Linked DNA regions of Homo sapiens: region 2 is linked to region 1. A link is a contact called in ENCODE Hi-C or POLR2A ChIA-PET data. All regions are on one chromosome and are shown on one strand. The core of a region is the stretch at or near the end of the contact, and the rest is flanking DNA. Distances in the headings are between cores, read along the strand shown. Region 1 overlaps LOC107984859 (a long non-coding RNA gene). Region 2 overlaps CLEC16A (C-type lectin domain containing 16A).

Evidence for each region. A loop is a pair of places that touch in the nucleus more often than their neighbours do. ChIA-PET counts read pairs that join two places held with the same protein, here RNA polymerase II (POLR2A). Pooled maps may share reads with other maps.
Region 2: a loop to region 1 is called in a pooled map, with 2.7 times the contacts of the local background. The contact joins two enhancer-like sites. A Hi-C loop is called at or near these places in 3 of 168 maps with a recorded cell type or tissue (HepG2, K562 and naive thymus-derived CD4-positive, alpha-beta T cell), 2 of 37 single-sample maps with no recorded cell type and 12 of 50 pooled maps. POLR2A ChIA-PET finds 5 or more read pairs at or near these places in 8 of 52 experiments (H1, activated CD4-positive, alpha-beta memory T cell, activated CD8-positive, alpha-beta T cell and 3 more).

What each region holds. Positions count from the first base shown.
Region 1 is chr16:11,222,162-11,226,212 of GRCh38, reverse strand. It overlaps LOC107984859 (a long non-coding RNA gene), which reads right to left. Exons shown (of 4, transcript XR_007064984.1): 3 at 2,089-2,112; 4 at 1,249-1,991. Among named protein-coding and RNA genes, the nearest start is that of SOCS1, 32 kb to the left of the region's middle. RefSeq lists enhancers at 159-718, 1,149-1,228, 1,709-1,758. Within about 2 kb of position 1,897, at least 20 of the 41 ENCODE cell types and tissues checked have a DNase peak (open chromatin) inside an H3K27ac peak, as active enhancers do.
Region 2 is chr16:10,980,324-10,984,374 of GRCh38, reverse strand. It overlaps CLEC16A (C-type lectin domain containing 16A), which reads right to left. Exons shown (of 24, transcript NM_015226.3): 10 at 1,384-1,497. Among named protein-coding and RNA genes, the nearest start is that of CLEC16A, 38 kb to the right of the region's middle. RefSeq lists a silencer at 2,336-2,405 and enhancers at 3,472-3,971, 3,972-4,051. Within about 2 kb of position 1,759, at least 7 of the 41 ENCODE cell types and tissues checked have a DNase peak (open chromatin) inside an H3K27ac peak, as active enhancers do.

The sequences.
Region 1 (4,051 bases), core at 648-3,147:
GGGTCGAGGGCCTCCAGGGTTTCCTGTAGCCCAGTTTGTGTCACTCTGCTTTGTGACTCTCTATTCTTCAGTCCAGCTGCCTCATTCACAGATATGGAAACTGAGGCCCAGAGAGGGGAAGTGACTTGCCCAAGGTCACCCAGCTGAGGGCCGTGTTCGCTGCTCCTCCAGCAGGTTTTGTTCTTTCCTTTCCTCAGCATCTCAACCCACGAGAGCCTGGATGTGGCGGTCCCATGGCGGGAGAGGGGGCCTGTGCCCCCACCAGGTGCCCAGTCTCGAGTCAGGATGAGACTCCTGGAGGGTCCCCTGGGAGTCTCCACTGGCAGCACCCCCTCCCCACATCCCCGCAAGGTGGGCATGAGCAGCATTCCCTCTTCAGATGAGGATGTGAGGCTCAGAGGGAAGAGGCGGGCCCGGTCACGTGGCCATGGAAGGATGGGGGGATCTGATCCCAGACCTTTCTACAGCCTGCATTTGGCCTTCTCCATGGCTTTGGGGCAGAGCCAGGGCCGGCCACCACGGAGAGGAGCAGACAGAAACCCAGGGCGGGCAACGGGGAGGTCTCAGGCTGGATGGTGGGGAACCACCGAGGCAGGAAGACGCAGAGCAGAAAGTGAAAGGAACCAGAGGCCTAGAATAGCTGCGGGTGACAGAGCCAGGGGACTACAGACGCTGCCAATAAGAGAAACCAGGCGGCCCACGGAGGGGCGGGGCACCCACTCCTCAGAGAGGCGGCCCCTAGCTGAGGAGGCCCATGGCCAGGTCCCTGCTAACCCGGGCAGCCCCCGCTTGGCTTGGCAGCCTGGGTGGATGCCCAAACTGTGGGAATGGAATTGGGGTGAAGGGCTGTCTTGGGGCAGAGAGGGGCCCACTTCTAACTTTAGGCCGACCTCTGCATCATTTGGATCAATCACCATGAGCTTATAAGATCTGGGACCTGCAAAGCTCATCAAACAGTGCAGCTGGTGAAGCGGGGGCCGTGCCGTGAAGACAAGCCTGTTGGTTAACATCTCCTAGTGGCTGTCGATGTCTGTCTCCGGTGGCAGTTCCCTGCTGTGGTTATGCTGCAGGCTCCAGAGCCAGGCGGCTGGGGTTCAATCCGGGCTTGGCCTCTTGCTGGCTGTGTGACCTTGGGCAAGTCACTTCACTTCTCTGGGCCTCTGTGACTAATATCACTGACTTCACGGGGGTGTCCTGAGGATTAGCTGAATGAGTATAAGTGAAGCACATGGAACAGCTCAGAGAAAGTGCCTCATAAACAGCTTTTATTATCCACTGTCTCCATACACTGTATAGACACACACACACACACACACACACACACACGGGGAAAGTCCCTCCAGGATGTGCACAGGGACTCTTTTTTTTTGTTCACTTCTGTGTCTTCAGGGCCTAGAACAGTGGCTGGCACACAGCGGGTGCTCAATAAATGTTTGTGGAATGGAAGGAGCAGGGGAAGGAGGCGGGGAGGGAAGGAAGGGATGGGAGCGAACAGAAAGTCGGCTATTGCCCAGCGTGGGGCATTGATTCTGTTGCTGTGTTTCATTCCCCTATCACATTGCCATGCACCGCTTTGGTTAATTGAAAAACACTTGTCTTCAAGGAGAGCCAGCAACAGAGCAGGGAGGTGGCTTGCAAGCTGTGATGGTCTTTCAGTTCAGGCTGGCCCCAAGACACCCCCACCATGGCCTGCTAAGATCCCCAGAGACCCCCCTCTCCCGGGCCAGGGCCGGCGGTGGCAGCTGTGCGGCGTGTGGGCAGCTAGAGAGGTGACAGGAAGCTCAGCAGGACAGGCTGTTCCCAGCCTACCAAGAACCTCGAGGCGAGAGGACAGGCTGTTCAGGGCTGAGATCTGCATGCTCCCAGCCCCTCCCGCCCAGGGGAAGTGTCACCAGCATCCAGGGCGGGGACCTCTGCCCTGGCCTGGAGATCTTGTTGCTCTTCTGATCTCTGTGAGGAACTCGGCCCGCTTGCTTTCCAGGAACTGCCTCCTGCAACCGGCGGGCAGATGGTTCACAGGGAAGGCCCGGGGGCCCAGCCCTGCCTACCTCGCACCCTGCGCTGGGCTGCTTCGGACATGCCACTCACCTCTCTGGGCCTCAGCTTCCCCACCTGCAAAACAGAGAAAATAGGGCACCACATGTAGGCATACTGTGAAGATTCAGAGCAAAGTTCAACTTTTTTTGTTTTACCATTAATTACTTTATTTATTTATTTTTATTTATTTATTTTCCTGAGATGGAGTCTCACCTGTCCCCCAGGCTGGAGTGCAGTGGCGTCATCTTGGCTCACTGCAACCTCCACCTCCAGGGTTCAAACCATTCTCCTGCCTCAGCCTCCCGAGTAGCTGAAATTACAGGTGCATGCCAACACGCCTGGCTAATTTTTGTATTTTTAGTAGAGATGGGGTTTCACCATGTTGGCCAGGCTGGTCTCGAACTCCTGACCTCAGGTGATCTGCCCGCTTCGGCCTCCCAAAGTGCTGGGATTACAGGCATGAGCCACTGCACCCAGCCCCATTAATTACTTTAAAACAAATGGTGGCATCTAGGCACAGTGGCTCATGCCTGTAATCCTAGAATTTCGCAAGGCTGAGGTGGAAGAATTGCTTCAGGTCAGGAGTTTGAGACCAGCCTAGTCAACGTGGTGAAACCCCATCTCTACTAAAAATACAATAATTAGCTGGGTGTGGTGGCACACACCTGTAATTCCAGCTACTCGGGAGGCTGAGGCATGAAAATAGCTTGAACCTGGGAGGCAGAGGTTGCAGTGAGCTGAGATCATGCCACTGCACTTAAGTCTGGGTGACAGAGTGAGAATCTGTCTCCAAAAAAGAAAGAAAGAAAGAAAAAGGTGGTAAAATACACATCACATAAAAATCACCAATTTAAAGTACAGTTAGGTAGCATTTAGTACGTTCACAGTGTTATATAACCATCAGTCTAGTTCCAGAATGTTTTCCCCACCCTAAAATACAACCCCATATTCATAGCAGTCACCCGCCCAACCGCCCTTGTCCCAGCCCCTGGTAAACCCTAATCTATCTTTCTTTCTTTCTTTCTTTCTTTCTTTCTTTCTTTCTTTCTTTCTTTCTTTCTTTCTTTCTTTCTTTCTTTTTCTCTTTCTTTCTTTTTCTTTCCTTTCTTTCTTTCTTTCTTTTTCTTTCTTTCTTTCCTTTCTTTCTTTTCTTTCTTTTTCTTTTCTTTCTTTCTTTCTTTTCTTTGTTTCTTTCTTTCTTTCTTTCTTTCTTCCTTCCTTCCTTCTTTCCTTCCTTCCTTAATTCCTTCCTTCCTTCCTTCCTTCCTTCTCTCTCTCTCTCTCTTTCTTTTTTTGAGACAGATTCTCGCTTTGTCGCCCAGGCTGGAATGCAGTGGCGCCGTCTCAGCTCACTGCAAGCTCCATCTCCCAGGTTCACGCCATTCTCCTGCCTCAGCCTCCCGAGTAGCTGGGACTAAAGGGGCCCGTCACCACGCCCGGCTAATTTTTTGTATTTTTTAGTAGAGACGGGGTTTCACCGTGTTAGCCAGGATGGTCTCGATCTCCTGACCTTGTGATCCACCCGCCTTGGCCTCCCAAAGTGCTGGGATTACAGGCGTGAGCCACCGTGCCCGGCCAACCCTAATCCACTTTCTTCTTCTGTGGATTTGCCTATTCTGGACATTTCATATAAATGGAATCATACAGTAAGTGGCCTTTTGTGTCTGACTTCTTTCACTCAACATATTTTCAAGTTCATCCACTTTATGTAGCATGAATCAGTCTTTTATTACCATGATTCCTACAATCCATTCATTACTTTAAAAAAAAAAAAAAGGACTTCAAAAAGTGTTTATCGGCTGGGTACAGGGGCTCATGCCTGTAATCCCAGCACTTTGGGAGGCCAAGGCAGGAGGGTCGCTTGAGTCTAGGAGTTTCAGACCAACCTGGGTAATATAGCAAGACCCTGTTTCTACTAAAAATACAAAAATTAACCAGGTATGGTGGTGCATGCCTGTAGTCCCAGCTACCAGGGAGGCTGAGGTTGGAGGATCGTTTGAGCACAGGAGTTTGA
Region 2 (4,051 bases), core at 510-3,009, 240 kb after region 1:
AGACAGGGGCCATGAAAAGGCCCCAATCAATTCACTAATGCCACCACCACTAACAAGGACAGAGTTTCTGGGAAGCTTTTCAGAGGCGCTAATGCTCCCCTGAATAACAAAATGACCTGGCCAGACCATCATACACCAAAACCAGTGGAAGGGCAGGGGCCTCTTGTAATTGTACTCCATGCAGTGGTGGCCTTTCATCCACAGGGTCACATTCCACCCATTCATGTAGGTGGGGCAGCAAATCTACTACCCCAGGGCGAGCTGGCCCTTTTACCAGCCTGGCCACTGCCTGAGCACCTGGCTGCAGAGAGGAAACCTTTATGAAACAGCCCTTGTATAAAACGCACTATGCTCATCTCACTTACCCACTCTAAGCTCCTTATGGCAGGGATCTCACCTGTCACTGAATCAGCTGCAGCCTGGGCTCCGCATAAGTGAGATGAGCATTTGTGCAGCCCAGACTGCAGCTGATTCAGTGACAGGTGAGATCCCTGCCATAAGGAGCTTAGAGTGGGTAAGACCTTTGAAAAGAGGGAACCAGGTGCATCAGGAACCAGGCTGTAGGTACGGTAAAGGCGCAGGTTCAAAGGCACAAATGCTGGACATGCTGGGGGAAAAGCAAGTCAGACCAGGATTAAGGCAGCTGGAGCTCAGGACATGTGAGCAGGATCTGAGAGATGACAGCAGAGATATACAGAGGACAAGATGGAAAAGCTTCAAGAGAAGTCACAACACTGGCCATCAGGTGTTTTCCCTCAGCAGTGTACCAAATGGAACGCCAAAGCTCCTTCCTGCAGACCACAAACATGCTACTTAGTCCAAAGCTTGATGATCATTTAAAACTAGAGATTACACGTAACAATGCGTTTTTCCCGCTTCTCTAGAAACATGAAAAAACCTAGTAATCCTACATCCATATTCCTGCAGAACAGCAGCAGCCTGGGGTAGAACAGGAGCTGCTCGCCAAGGTGGCATACACTCTCCAATTTGCCACACCCCTCGCCACTCTCTACTGCCCTCACCTGGGGCCTGAGTCATTCATGGATGTTCATCGCCCAACTTCTGTAGACATTAGTTCCTCTGATAAGGCATTTTCTCACTGTGTCCCGATAACAGTGTCTCACAGATATGCAACCTAAGGCCCGGAGTGGTACAATTCCATGTTTAAGAACACACAATCAATCAAATCCAGGTGGTCCCTGATCCCAGCTTCTCTTGGGTATGCAATCAAGACTCTGATTAGGTTCACTGAATCCCGGACCAGCTTATGCATCATCACTGCTATATATTCAGAATGTTAGTTTCTGATTTTAGAGAAACACACAGATTAGCAAAATGAGCAATGGTTTCCTGTTAAGGTCAGTCCCGAAGCTAATGACTTACAGAACTTCTCTGAATATCCTGTTCAGTCTTAGCGTACATCTCAGACAGATCACCATTCAGAATGACTTCAGCTAACGAGTTCACCAGCGGTGCATGATGTATAATTAAGAAGACCTGGCGGAAAAAAAAGAAACGGGATTTGCATGAAAGTGTGCGGTATTTTCAACCTCTTGCTTCCTGGATCAGAAGCGACCAGGCTGGGCTACCTAAGTCCTGTATTAAGCAGCAATTCCTACGATGCAAAATTCAAAGAATGAGCCACAGGAAGCAGGACTCGGTTCCACTCTTGTAAGGTCAGTCTCTCCTTCAGACTGTTGCCTATTTGGCTGGCTGCTCTTCCTCGGAAGGAAGTGCATTAATGCGAGACTGTCCCTCATGGCTGGGTGAAGCCAAATCCGGCTGAAGTGGAGCAATGCGGGAAAGAACAGCCAAACCAGCACACTCCTTCCTTTCCATGGGCATTTTAGTGTCAAATTTGGTTATGAGAAGACTAGAAGGCACTGTCCCAATACTTTAGTGATACAAGAAGAAGGGGCCGGAGAGTTTTGTTCCAATCAAGGACTTGGCAGAGGGTTGGCTACACAGAGATTCCATCACGGGAGGGAGCTCTGACCCTGTGGTGGGTTTTAGCACACGGGGATTCCACAGCATCGTCAGGAGGTATGTGAACTACGGGGCTGAAAATCACACGAGACAGAGGCAAACCCAGGTGGGCCAGGATGCAAAATCAGAGGGCTGCCTCTGGGCTAAGCTGGCCCTGCTCCCACACCTGTTGCCCAATGTTCAGAGGACCAGCTTTAAGAATCAGGGTATTCAAAACTGTCTTGCAAAGCTGGCCTAGACATGCCTGCTATTTTGTTTTAAAATGTAAAGGCAAGAGGGTGTAGCACAGGGTGTGGCTTATCTACCATTTGCATAGAAAAGCGTGTGCATGTTTGTATTTGCTTATTTACATATGCATAGGCCAGGGTTTCTCAATCTTGGCACTGCTGACAATTTGGGCTATAACTGAGTATGGAGGGAGGCTGTCCCAGACACTGCAGGCTGGTGAGCAGCATCCCTGACCTCCACCCACTAGATGTCAGTAGCACCCCAGCCTCGGTCATGACAACTGAATGCATCTCCCCAGACACTGCCAGGTATCCCCTGAGGGGCAAAATTGCCCCTAGTTAAGAACCCCTGACAGATGTCTCTGTTAGGACATACGAGAACCCTGTAACCCTAATTGTCTCTGGGGATAGAAGTCAGGAGCCTGAACAAAACTAGAACAGAAACCCGGTTTTTACATGTTTGAACTTTTTAACTTTAAAAAACGTTGTTTAAAAAAAATTATTTTTTAAAAAGTGAAGGCAAAAATCAACACAGGCTGCCTCTGGGGAGTGCAGTTGGGTGCTCAGGGTATAGAGTGAGAGAGACTTTTCACATGCCATGTTTTGTACTGTTTGAACAAGGGGAATATATTATTCTAACAAATACATAGAATTCAAATTAGATAAAAGGTACAGGCAGAATGGCCATGTGGCACCTCCCTATAAAAAATTGCATCTTTTAAAAAAATACTGGGAACCTTTTCTATCACAGAGACCACATAGTATGATTCAATGAGTTAACCCACGTCCAAGGCTTGGCAGGCCCTTAAATGTTAGCAATGATGATTTTTCTCACCTTCCTTATGGCCGAATTACTGCCACACATCACTCTACCAACAACACAAAACACCAATCACTGTGGTCATTCATTCTCAAATATCCGTTACGTACCTTGAATGAATGCGGCCTTAACTGATCATTTATTCCTTCTTTTCAGTCCACAAGCATTCAGTGAGCACCTACAAAGGCCCCCCTGAACAAAGCAACCAATTCCTGCCTGTGGACACACACAGTGCTCATTTCCCTGGCTCTGAACCCAAAAAAGAGGGAGGGTGAGTAACTGTAAGGTACGTGGAAGCACGTGCAGGCCAGACTCAAAAAGCTGGGCCCAGCTGCCTACACCACACTCTGTTAGCAGTTTGGTTTTAGGAGGACAGCATCACCTGTCACACCAAATTAACGTCATCCATAAAAATTTTCATGGTTTTCTAGCTATGCTTGTAAAATAATTTGCAAGTATGCAATGATTTTATATTGAAGTAGGGGCTTTCAGGACACAGGATTTATACCTGATTTTAGGTTTTTCACACATTTAGGTCACATTTTCATTAAGCTAAATGAAAATGCAGGGGGAAACAGGGCTTCAGGTTGTTTATCTTTAAAAGGGATGTATTACTCAAGTTTGAGGAACAATGAATTACAAGCTATGTTTTCTGTGAGATACTGAAACAAGTAATTGGGTGCATGGGCTACTGGTCCTTTACAAAGCAAACCGGTGAGGGAGGAGTCTCAGAGAAAAGTCCTAACTCTCTCCACTGACGTTCCCGCTGTGGGCAGTTGGCGGCCATGCTCTCTGGAGGAGACCCTGCCCGGGCAATGCTCCAACAGCTGAAGGGTCCTGAGGATGCTTTCCATATGATTCCTGGGGCTGAGAACTGGCTTGCTTGGGTCCTGTTGGACTCTCAGAATCTCAAGCAGGAGATGCCGGCAGACTTGGAAAGAGGCAGCAGAAAAAAGCTGCCAGGAGAGGCTGGGGTTTATGCTCAGCGCCGTCGTACAGAGCGGCATTCAGACAAACT